Regions from separate parts of the Homo sapiens genome. Here region 1 is linked to region 2. The links are chromatin contacts, found by Hi-C in ENCODE. All regions are on one chromosome and are shown on one strand. The core of a region is the stretch at or near the end of the contact, and the rest is flanking DNA. Distances in the headings are between cores, read along the strand shown. Region 1 holds the start of PCNX4-DT (PCNX4 divergent transcript). Region 2 holds the start of SIX4 (SIX homeobox 4).

What was found. Hi-C counts contacts between places; a loop is a spot of excess contacts on that map. Pooled maps may share reads with other maps.
Region 1: a map of B cell shows a loop between it and region 2 (4-fold over the local background). The contact joins the promoter of PCNX4-DT here to the promoter of SIX4 in region 2. A Hi-C loop is called at or near these places in 3 of 168 maps with a recorded cell type or tissue (B cell, CD8-positive, alpha-beta T cell and prostate gland), 3 of 37 single-sample maps with no recorded cell type and 8 of 50 pooled maps.

The regions. Positions count from the first base shown.
Region 1 is chr14:60,090,249-60,096,425 of GRCh38, forward strand. PCNX4-DT (PCNX4 divergent transcript) reads right to left here and starts at 1,498. Exons shown (of 5, transcript XR_943918.4): 1 at 1,455-1,498. It overlaps PCNX4 (pecanex 4), which reads left to right and starts at 1,675. Exons shown (of 11, transcript NM_001330177.2): 1 at 1,675-2,171. RefSeq lists enhancers at 1,496-1,625, 1,716-1,905, 1,869-2,502, 4,083-4,377, 4,160-4,744 and a silencer at 4,083-4,377.
Region 2 is chr14:60,721,976-60,728,057 of GRCh38, forward strand. It overlaps SIX4 (SIX homeobox 4), which reads right to left and starts at 2,376. Exons shown (of 3, transcript NM_017420.5): 1 at 1,237-2,376. The coding sequence starts at 2,099. RefSeq lists silencers at 441-510, 1,789-1,858.

The DNA.
Region 1 (6,177 bases), core at 248-2,747, 630 kb before region 2:
CTATTTCAATAAATGTTGAATGAATATTTTATACACAGCTAACCAAAGGGCTTGTACCATATGCCCTACTAATTTTATTCTAAGAAAGCACGATGTTCAAATATATTTGAAAAACAGCAGATATTTCAACAATAAACATGTTAATTCTGCTTGGGTCATATGTAATGCCCATGAGAAGAACAAGCATAAATACAGACTCTCTACATAAAGATAATAGCTCATCCTTACTAAGCACTTAAGCTGTGCCATTTACTCTGCTAAGCAATTTACAATTATTTGATTTAATCCAATGACATAACTCTCTGCGGGTTAAGTTCTATTATTTGCCTTATTTTACAAGATATGGGGAAACTGAGCACTAGAGAAATTACATAACCTCAAGATCTCACAAGTAGTAAGCAGTAGTGCCAGGGTTTCAACCCAGACTTCCTGACTCTGGAGCCTCCACTCTTAATTACATGAAACTCAGACTTCTTGGCGGTAAGTGATGCTTCCGAGATGCTTAATGTGGTACTCTGACCCGCAATGAGTGAGCTTCAATGAGAAAAACTATGGATGGACCAACAGCACGTTTTCCCATATTCTATCAAATCGTGAAGATACCAAACTATGAAAGGGTCTACCTGCAAATTAAGTCCTTGAAGACAAGTATATGTATATCCGGGGTTTTCTTCCACATGCTTTCAACACACTACACTTTTGCTCTGGACACAATATCTTAAAAATAAATAAATAAAGCTTTGGCTTTTAATATGAACACAGTAATTATTTTTCTATTACGACCTGAAAACCTAAATACTTAAATACAAAGTCAGCATTTCCAAGACAGCCAAGAGCCAAGAATTAAAAAAAAAAAAAAATTAAGGCCGCATTTATAGTTTTGAGGAATGGAGATCCAAACAAAACAGTCCACAAGTCATCTTGGACGCTGAAGTGTGCAGAACTGCTAGGGCATCTACCCAATCACATGGGGGAATTGCGGGTACCTTGATACCGACAAGTTAGCTTCAAAGTTCCCTTACCCGAGCCTCTAAATCAGCTGAGACCAATCATTGTTAACGCTCTCCGGGGCCGTCTTGAGGACTCCCAGTTGGCAATCTGGAACGTGTCCAGAACTTGGTGGGGCGGGGGGGGGATCATATTTCGTGGAGAATGGGGGAGGTGAGCCCTGGGTATAGGGATAACTTTTTAACTAGCGTTAATTGGGGTCTTTGCGGCCAGGCTGTAAAGATTCCCGCCACACTAATATGAATCAGCCATGGCCTTTTAATTGGAACGCCGGAACTCTGCCTTGTTTTATTAATATCTTAATAACACGTTTCTATAATGGACATGTTGGTTCCTTGTATTTTAAAACGCAGCCACAAACTGAGGCGATAGCGATCACGTTATGCAGTCCCCAATCGTCCAAGCCGAATAGGCTGCATGAAGTATCACTCAAAAACATTCATTACCGTCGGTGTGTTGAGTGGTAACGCCAGTGTGCGAATTCATTAATGGAAATCACGGGACCCCGAGCGGTTGGAGATCTGCCACACCCCTCTGCCTGCGTTAAGACAGCCTGACCCGACCTCTGGTAAATTAATGCGCAAAATGGCGGTTGCACGTCTGTTTCCCCACCCCGGCGCACAATCCTGAGGAAGGACGTCACGTCACCAGGGCAACGACGCTCTTGCGTAAAGGCCCGGCCCAAGGGAACGTTCAGGGCGTCTCGGCTTTCCCCGCTGCTGCTTCTGCTAGGCCCAGTGCGAGACCAGAGCACGAGCGACTCCCGTCGTCCCCGGCCAGGCAGATGTTGGCCTAGTCCTGGCGCGAACGAAGCGCGCTATTTCCCTGCTTCCTCTAGGCCAAGCCTGCTTTACGGCAGGGCCCGCCTCGGGAGCGAGCACAGACCGGGGCAGCGAGGCCAGCCAGGCGCCGACGAGGTCCCCGAACGCGCACGCGCTCCGTTCAGCTCCGGGTGGCGGCCGCCGGAGTAGACGTTAGCCATGGAAACCGAGAGCTGGCCCGGGCGGGGCCGCGGTGAGCTCGTTATTCGGCCGCCGCAGCTTTTCTGCCTCCGCATTCGGGCACTAACCAACCTCCCGGCGGGAGCGCCCAGCCCGAGTTTACCTGCAAAAATGCGGTCCCTGGGATGCCTTCGCGTCTTCTCTTCCCTCGGGTGACTTGAGGTACGTTCGTTGTCCGACGTCCACCTCGGGACTTCTTCGGCATCTTAATGTCCAAGCCTGTGCGGAGAGCCAAGTTGTTCTAGGGGCTTTCATTGCCACAAGAAACATATTTTTCGTTTTTCGTTGCAAAACCTTTAAGTGCAATTATTGCGCTTAATGAACTCAGTCATTAGAGATAGTAATTCAGTGTGATTTTAACTTTCCTTTGAAAGACTACTTTAGCCTGTTGAATTGTAGCATTTTGTTTCTAAGAGACTCGTACGAAATGGAATATGGCACACCCACCCGGAGCTGTGTCCGTTAGGTAGAACTGTACTCTCGCAATATCTCCAACTAAACCTCTTTTGTCCGAATTGTTCAACTCATGGCCCCCTGAACGTGAAGCGCTCCTTCCCCACTGATCTCGACCTCTGTCCCCACAACCTCTTGTCTCTCCAGGACCAGAATTTACTCCAGTGAATCGGAAGTTGTTTTCCATGCCGCTGAATTGGTTATCTGCTCTGTATCCATCATTTTTCACTTACTCATTTTTTACTATTTTTAGGTGTTTGTTTTCTTCATTAAATCATTCCTGCAGTTAGGGCAAAGACTGCCCTTCATGTTATTTGGTATCCACCGCCACTCACGCCAAATCCCCAGACCTTTAGCATAGCATCCAGTTCAGATGTTGCCTTTTCACGAATTTAACTGTTTGTAGCATCTGTTGGCTGCTCCTAAATTTCCTACTTAAAGAGCTGCCTTCTAATTATTAACTGCTGTGGAAAATACCAATCAGGGAAGCTTTTTCTTTTTTAAGAGCTTTATTGAGATGTAATTTACATTCAATACAATTCACCCATTTATAGAATTGTGCAACCCTTACCACAGTCAAGTTTGGAACATTTTCATCACCCCAAAAAGAAACCTTTTACCCTCAGCAGTCACCACCTCCCTCCCCCCATTATCCTTACCCCACCAGCCATAAGCAATTACTAATCTGTTTTCTGTCCCCATAAATTTGCTTATTTTGGACATTTCACATAGACGGGAAAATACAATATGTGGCCTTTTGTAACGGGCTTTCACTTAGTGTGTTTTCAAGGTTCAGCCATGTTGTAGAATGTATGAGTACTTCATTCCTTTTTATAGTCTAATTTCATTGTGTGGATATATCACATTTATCCATTCATTGATGGACATTTGGGTTGTTTTCATTTTTTGGCTGTTAGTAATATTTCTTCTATGAATCTTTTGTGTACAGATTTTTGTGTAGACATATATGTTTTTATCTCTGTTGGGTGTATACCTGAGAGTAGAATTACTGGGTTATATGGTAACTCTATGTTTAGCCTTTTGAGGAACTGCTAGACTGTTTCCCAAAGGAGCTGTATCATTTTACATAACCACCAGATATGTTTGAGGGTTCTGATTTCTCCACAGTCTCATGAATACTTATTATTGTCTGCCATTTTTATTTTAGCCAGTCAAGGAGGTTTGAAATGGTACCTCATTATGGTTTCAGTTTGTGTTTTTCTAATGAGTAATGATGTTGAGTATCATTTTATATTTTCTGTGCTTATTAACCATTTGTATATCATCTTTGGAGAAATGTCTGTTCATATCCTTTGCTCATTTTTTAAAGATTGGATTATTTGATTTCTCATTATTGAATTGTAAGAGTTCTTTATATAGTCTAGCTATAAGTCATATATATATATGATTTGCACAAATTTTCTTCCATTCTATAGGTTGTTCTCACTTTCATGATGGTGAGAACCTTGTTTTTTAAACAGTTTCTCACTTGTCTTGTGAAAGGGTACTGGATACCAACCCCCTCATGCTGGCTTAGCCATCAAAAGCGTCCCATTTTTACACTTTGTAGATTCCTCTTGGACCCACTTTTCTCCAAAGAACCCTATTCCCCCAAGTTATCCTTCCAGTTCTCTAGCATCAAAACAAAATTCGCTTTCATTTGGCAGTTGTTAGTCCAAACTGCACCATTTTGTAAGTCCCCCAGCATTTTGCAGACCTTGGTCAAAGTGACACATTCCAGGCGAGTTTGGGCTGTGAGAAACATCCTGCCTAACCACCTGACCACAACACACAAGAACATCCTTATCATACCCTGCTAAGCAAAGGCCCAACTGAAGGAACGTCCCTATCATACCCTGCAACTGGAACAAAGGGCCAAACCACCTGATCATAGGAACATCTTAATATCCTGCCGGGCAGCAAACCAGACAGCCCAGACCCCTCCTGCCCATACCTATAAGTCCCCAGCCTGTGAACGGCAGTGGGCTCTGGCATTAAGCTGCACCCCCCACCTCTGCAGGTTTTTGCAATATACTTGTGTTGCTGTAGAGCCCCCCCCCACCCCCATCTTTCTTTAACTCCCACCTTCCCTTTAAAAAAAACCTAACAGCAATAGCATGGTATGATTCAAAAACTCATTTTGCCACTAACTGACATTGTATCTTGGTTAAGTCACTTAATATCACTGGTTCTCAGGTTTTTTTGTAAAATAAATTAATTTATTTCTAGTAATTCATGTGAGTAGCAGACTTCATTCACCTGATACTTGATTTTAAAAGAAAAGTTTTTCAACCCAGGGAATTTATAGTGGGTGTCAGTCGAGAAAAATGATGGGACAAGTCTCAATCATTTTAGGAGATTTATTTGCCAAAGTTAAGGACGTGCCCGGGAGGCAAGTCTATGTCTTTCTTCGAAGATGATTTTGAGGTCTCCAAATTTAAAGGGGAAAGGGCAGGATGTTGAGAAGTACACAATTGTCATGTAAGAGGTGGGTAGGGGCAAATAGTTATTTATGCCTTTGGCTCAGTGAATCTGCATTTTTTACATAAGATGACATAAAAGGGGCAGAGGAAAATATTAGGGGAATCTGCATTTTACATAAGATAACAGACAAAATGGGGTAGGGGAACAATCAGATTTGCATTTATGTCTGGTGGGCCAGGGGTAACTGCACCTGTAAGCTGTCAATTGACATTGCCAGGATGAAATTTTAGCTCACTGGGAATTTCCCTGTGGGCAAAATATAGGGGAGGTGTGTAGCTTTTCATCTTGTAGCCATCCTATTTAGAAACCAAAAGGGGGGAGACAGGTTTGCATGACCCAGTTCCCAGCTTGACTTCTTCCCTTTGGCTAAATGAGTTTGGGGTCCCAAAATTTAATTTCCTTTCACATTTCCCTTCTTTTTTCTGTAAAATCTTTTGGAGAAAGCATTTTAAAAGGAAGACGAGTTCCTGGCCTCAGGTTGGTTTTTCCTCCCTTTTTTGAGCTGCTTTCTTATTGCTAGGATGGTTTATTCCTAGAAGTTCAGGTCCCCAGTCTCTAGGAAGGCTCATTTCTAAGAGGTCATGTCCCATGAAGGTTAAAAAAAAAAAATAGGAAGAGGAAAGAAGTAAAAAAGGAAAGGAAAAAAAAAGAAAAAATATATAGGGACCTAGGCCAGATTTATAGCAACAAAAGGAAATCACACCTGGAAGCTGGGTCAGGCTATATTACTGCCTTCTCAATTAGAGCAATTCTCTAGGGAATCATTACCCTAGCCCTTTCAGTTCATTGACATATTTGCAGGCACATAACCATAACAACACTGTAAGCAGAAACAGGACACAACACAAACTATTATTCCTAATATAAGCAATAAGCTTCTGTCACCAAGTTTCCCAGGATCCAAACCCACCACTCAACTGATTGATTAACGAAGGTTTTGGGTGTGACAGATATCTGGGTTTTCATATCAGTCATAAGTCAGATTATGTTCTTCAATTCATCTGGAATATAAACACAACATTCCATTTTTATGATGGTGCAGGTCCTCCCTTGTGCTGCCGTGAGTCTATGTAAAGCCATACGGTTTTGCAGCACAGCTTTCCTCATAAGCATGACTTCCTTGTTTAGCAAGGAAATACTCATGCAGCTATCATTCAGGACCTTTTGGGAGTAATTCACTAAAGCCTCTATATGCCATATAACATCTTCAGTACCTATCTGTGGTACAAAG
Region 2 (6,082 bases), core at 1,126-3,625:
AGCCCGAGCCGTCGGACCCCCACAGGGGCCCAGAAGCGGCAAGGGCGGGCTGAGACCGGCTCTGGAATGCGCTGGTGATCACCTTCACCTGGCGCAGGCGGGCTGGATCCCCGGCTCCCAGTTTGCTTCCCCGAGAAGAACCTTCGAGCTGCTTTTGGATTCTTTCTCTCCTATCCCCGCGGGGCTGGAGACACCAGGTCTTTAGGCGACCTTCTCCTTACTTTGTTTCGTCCAACAAAACACACAGACGCACACACCAAGTGTCTGACTCGGGAGGACGCACAAAAGAGGTGGAAAATCCGGTATTTTTTTTACCAGAGGGGGAAAGCAGTCTGCCAGGCAAAAAGCTCAAACCCAGTGGGGTGGGAGCGCCCCCACTCCTTTGCTGCCGCCCGCCGTAAGCCGGCCTGCCCCCCACCCATAACTACCGTACCAGGAGGGAGCCAAGCAGCGTTCGGGGGCCGAGGGAGGAAGCAGCCCTTCAGCCCTGCTACCCCGGCTGCGCTGAAACCCGATCCTAAGGAGTTCAGAATCAGGTTTCAAAACATGACAGAGCCGAGCTGCACCAGCACCCCACGTTGCCGCGGCCGCTAAGGGAACCATAGGGGCAGGGTGAATGATTAACTCTGTCATATGAAACCTCGACGTTCCGAGACCCCTTCTGCGCCGCCAGTCCCACAACACTCTCTTCCCTTCACCAGAGCAGCCACCGCGACCTCCAGCGCAGGCCCGGGGGGCGGCTGAACCCTGGGGATCCGGGAGCGTGCGCGCGCGCCAGGCCCGGTGTGACCTCGCGGAGGTGCAGACCCCGGCCGGCGCCGGCAGTCTCTGCGGGCCTCGGGCGGCAGGGAGAGCTACGGTGCCGGTGTCCACATTTGCTTCGTTAGCCCCTCCAGAAACGGGGAGAGGGTGGCAACTTCAAAGCCAGCGGGATGGGGGTGGGAAGCTGGGCAGCAGTGACCAGCCGAGGTGGGGGCGGGGACTGAGACCTAGGCGGGCGACCAGAAACTTCTGGGGGGAGAGGGGGAGGGTAAGGAGGGAGGTTCCCCCGCCCCCCGCCTCCGCCGCCCCCTACCTCTGCCGGCCGGGGAGCGAGGTAGGGGGCGGGGAGAGGTGGGCAGCCGGACCAGGCTGGTGGGGAAGGTAAGCGCCATGTTTGCGAGCACTTGGAGGAAAAGAAAGCCGGGAAGGGGGTGGGGGAGAGGAAGGGGGAGGAGGAGGAAAGTTGGCGCTCACCTTTTGGACTGGGTCTCGGAGGGGTTCCTGTCGCGCTGCCGGCGGTTCTTGAACCAGTTGCTGACCTGGGTGAGGGAGAGGCCGGTGATCTTGGCCAGGTGCCGCTTCTCGGCGGGCGAAGGGTAGCGATTCTGCTTGTAGAGCTCCTTGAGCGCGTTGCGCGACTTCTCCTTGAAACAATACACCGTCTCCTCGCCGTCCCAGATGGTGCGGGGCAGGGGGAATTTCCTGCGCAGCCGGTACTTGTCTACGGCTCCCAGCGGCCGGCCGCGGGCTCGCTCGGCCTCGGTGTAGCGCGCCTTGTACCAGAGCTGCTGCAGCAGCGGGTGGTTGGCCGACTCGAAGCTGTGGCTCTCGAGGATGCTGTAGAGCTCGGGGTAGATGCCCTGGTGGAAGGCCACGAGCGCCCGCGCCTTCAGCAGGCTCTCGTTGCCACGTAGCAGGTCGCTCTGGGGCAGGGACCACAGGAACCGGGCCAGGCGGTCCAGGTTGCCCCCCTGCTGCAGTGCCTCGCACACGCAGGCGACGTGGTCGGGCGAGAAGGCCAGCGGGGTCTGCGCGGCGGCGGCGGCGGCGTGGTGGTGCCTGCCCAGAAGTTCCGAGTGGAGTTGTACCTGATCCGCCGCCGCTCCGGCCGCCGCCGCCGCCACTGCCCCTTCCTCTCCGCTCACCCTGGCGGCAGCGGTCGCGGCGTCCCCCGGCTCCAGGGGAAAAGGGGCTGGAGCCGGGGGGCTCAGCCCTACCGCCGCGCCCCCCGCCACTTCTCGGTGCGCCTCCTGCCCTTCCGAGGCGCTTTCCATCCCATTCTCTTGCTTGATGTCCGCCGCACTTGCGATCTGCCCGGTGGGGGAGGAAGAGGACATTTTTTGTTGTTTATTTTCCTCCCTCCCTCACTCCCTCGCACTCTTTTCCTCTTTCTTTCCTCCTCTCTTACTCCTCCTCCTTCGTCTCCCTCCCTCCTCTCCCCCTCCGGAAAGCCCACTCCCTCCCTCCTGGTTTCGGCTGTATCTGGCCGATCAGGTTTCCCCCCGGCCACGCAGTCACCATTAAGATAGCTGTTAGAGCAAAGTAGTGTAAACGGATAGCTGCTTTCTGCCGTTCCCCCAACGTGACTCCTCCGGTTGCTGCATACTATATGGCAGTGGCGGCCGGGCCGGCCCGGCCTAGCCACCTCATTGGCTATTTCGCATTCAGAGGGAGGAGGAGACACAGTTTCTATCCCTGTCGATCACCCGCCTCCCACTCCACCCCTCGCCTTTCCCTCCCCTCCTGACCCCCAGGCACCTATACCTGAAGGAAAACACCGACATTCTTTCCAAGCCACGCTCCTGGGCGGGAAATTACCTAATGTGGCCTGAAAACTGGACAACTCTTTCAAACAGAGGCCCTACAATTCCAGAGGGAATATTAATTGTGTGGCCTTAAGGTCTGGATGGTTAAATTTTTAACAAAGAGACCACCCTCAGCATCTAGATGACAAAACTTCAGAGGACAATTCAGAAGCCCCCCAGTATGTCCCTGTTCCCCATTCTCCCTCTTTTTGGATGTCTTTATCAAGGATTTTGTATTCAAAACGGTCAAAAATAAAATGACACTAGGAAATGTTCTAAGGGGCAAGCATTTACAGTAAATTAAAATTCCAAAGAGGGAAAAATGCTTGAAAACCTTATAATTAGCAGCATAAATAGCACACTGAGAAGACAAAAACAAGAAGCCTTCAAAAAATGTACTTAACCTTAAGCCACGTGGAGGGCTGGCAACCCAACTGAGTTGAACATGGTATAATTAAACATGTAGAATATTAAACCATAAGTTTATCCTGGATGAGTCGTGTGGAAGAGATCTAAGCTTTAAATATGGAAATTTAAGTTTTCTACATGAACTTTTTAATGTAAGTATATGAGTATTTCTTTTTTAACGATGATAGGCTAGAAACACTGAATGTGCGGGTGTCATCCAGATCAGTGCAGGATCAGAAGCCCTTTTCCACAGCATAGACAGATTGCCCTCTGGTTTGATGCTGAAGTGGGGGTAGAGTCTTTTGTTGTTTGCAGTTGTGTCTCTTTCCTTTGTAATTTGCACAAGATCTTAATTCCAAAAGGGATGATCCATTTCTGCTTCTTTGATTACTGTAGGTCAGTTGGGTTTGCCTGCTGCTGCTCTTTCTCAAAATTCAACTTTTTTTCCCCCCGAGATGGAGTCTCGCTCTGTCGCCCAGGCTGGAGTGCAGTGGTGTGATCTCGGCTCACTGCAAGCTCCGCCTCCTGGGTTCACGCCATTCTCCTGCCTCAGCCTCCCGAGTAGCTGGGACTACAGGCGCCCGCCACCACGCCCAGCTAATTTTTTTTTTTTTTTTTTTTTTGTATTTTTTAGTAGAGACGGGGTTTCACCACGTTAGCCAGGATGGTCTCGATCTCCTGACCTCGTGATCCGTCCGCCTCGGCCTCTCAAAATTCAACATTTTAATGACATCATCCTAACCTTTGCTTCAGGGTGGCCTTGTATTGTGTATGCTTCCCAGCTACTCATAGCTGCCTACTTCAGCATATTACAAAGCAGCTGTCTAGGTCACCTGCCGTCATGATAAACTTGGTGAGATTTTCTTTTTTTTTGTAGACAGGCTTTATTTTATTGCTGGTCAATCAAGATGTCATTTGATGTAGGATTTAACTTGTTTTTGCATTACCCTAATGTGTTGACATCGCTGGTAGATTTAAAATTTATAACAACAGAAAAGGCCATATTATTTATTTGCTTATTTATTTATTTATTTATTTATTTATTTTTTGAGATGGAGTCTCACTCTGTTGCCCGGGCTGGAGTGCAGTGGCGTGATCTTGGCTCACTGCAACCTCTGCCTCCCGGGTTCAAGCGATTCTCCTGCCTCAGTCTCCTGAGTAGCTGGCACTACAGGCGCGTGCCACCATGCCCGACTAATTTTTTATATTTTTAGTAGAGATGGGGTTTCATCGTGTTAGCCAGGATGGTCTCGATCTCCTGACCTCGTGATCCGCCCGCCTCGATCTCCCAAAGTGCTGGGATTACAGGCGTGAGCCACCGCGCCCGGCCAAGACCATGTGTTTCTACTCCACTGGAAACATCCAGTTAGGTACCAAGCTTCAGGACAATAACTGAGATTCAGAACTTCCTTGAATTTTTGTTTGCTTGTTTGTTTTTGTTTGAGACAGGGTCTCTCTCTGATGCCCAGGCTGAAGTGCAGTGGCATGATCTCAGCTCACTGCAACCTGCCCCTCCTGGTTTCAAGTGATTCTCCTGCATCAGCCTCCCGAGTAGCTGGGATTACAGGCACCTGCCAACCACACCCAGCTAATTTTTGTATTTTTAGTAGAGATGGGGTTTCACCATGTTGGCCAGGCTGGTCTTAAATTCCTGACCTCAAGTGATCCGCCCACCTCAGTCTCCCAGAGTGCTGGGATTAGAGGCATGAGCCACCACACCTGGCCAAATTTTTTTAAAAATATATTTTTTATTTGGAATGCTTTTCATTTACAGAAAAGTTACCAAAATAGTAGAGTTTCCACTTACCTTTCACCTAGTTCCCTTTAATTTTAACATCTTACATGATAATGCTATATTTATCTAAACAAATTAACATTGGCGCATTTCTATTAACTAACCTCTAGACTTTATTTGGATTTCACCAGTTTTTTTTTTCATTAATGTCTGTTTTCTGTCCTATGATCCAATCCAGGAGACCATGTTGCATTTAATTCCTTGAAATTTTAAAGCACATTTCTCAGAACAAAGTAGACAGGATATGGTGTGGTTTAGTGGAAAGGATGTGGATTTGAGGATCAGATAGCTAGACACAGGTTTAATCCTAGCTCTTCCATTTATTAGCTACTTGACTATAAAAAGTCGACTAAGTTGTTGTGAGGATTAAATGAGATAAGATGTGCCAGAAAGCACCTGGTGAGTAATTAATCCTTGGTAAATGTTTGTTATCTTCTTCCTGATATTGCAAAGTAGGAGACTTTTTAGTTGTATATACCTAGTGAAAATTCCTTTGGCTATGTTTGGAGCCATCCCAAACCAGGTCACAGGAGTCTGCTTCAGAATTATTATCAATCAAATATAGTGCATTGACTTGGAAAACCACTTCTGCATGTCTTCTGTATATTTGCCTCTAGAGCATCAAGTTCAACAGATTATATAGAAGCAACAGTGGCTTTTTATGACATCTGTAGCCTGTAGCTAGCTACATTGCTATTCCATACCTCCAGTAGGACCAGCTGTGAAATCCACACCAAGATCCAGGTTCCTTTAGCCAGTTGACACTCAGAGCTCATTCTGCCAGCAATTCAAAGTAGACTCAAACATGGTCAGTTACATTGGAATGGAATACTAGACCTGAAGGTGTGTAGAGTTTATCCCAGAGCACTGGTTTTGCCAAATGTGTTGTAAAATTGATGAATACTTGCTTCTACTTCCTATGTGTGCCATGCTGTGAACATTGAGTCTGTTGTATTGATATGCTGTCTAAAACTGTGTTGCTCATGGAATACTACACAGCTATAAAAAAGAATGAAATCATGTCCTTTGTAGTAACATGGTTGCTGCTGGAAGCTGTTGTCTTAAGTGAATTAATCCAAAACAGAAAACCAAATACTGCATGTTATTTATAAGTGGGAGCTAGGCTGGGTGCAGTGGCTCATACCTGTAATCCCAGTGCTTTGGGAGGCCAATCTGGGAGGATAGCTTGAGGCTAGGAGTTTGTGAACAGCCTGGGCAACATAATGAGACCCTGTCTCTACAAAAAATAAAAAAAAAATAGCTGGGCATGGTGGTGAGCGTCTGTAGTTACAGCTACCTGGCAGACTGAAGT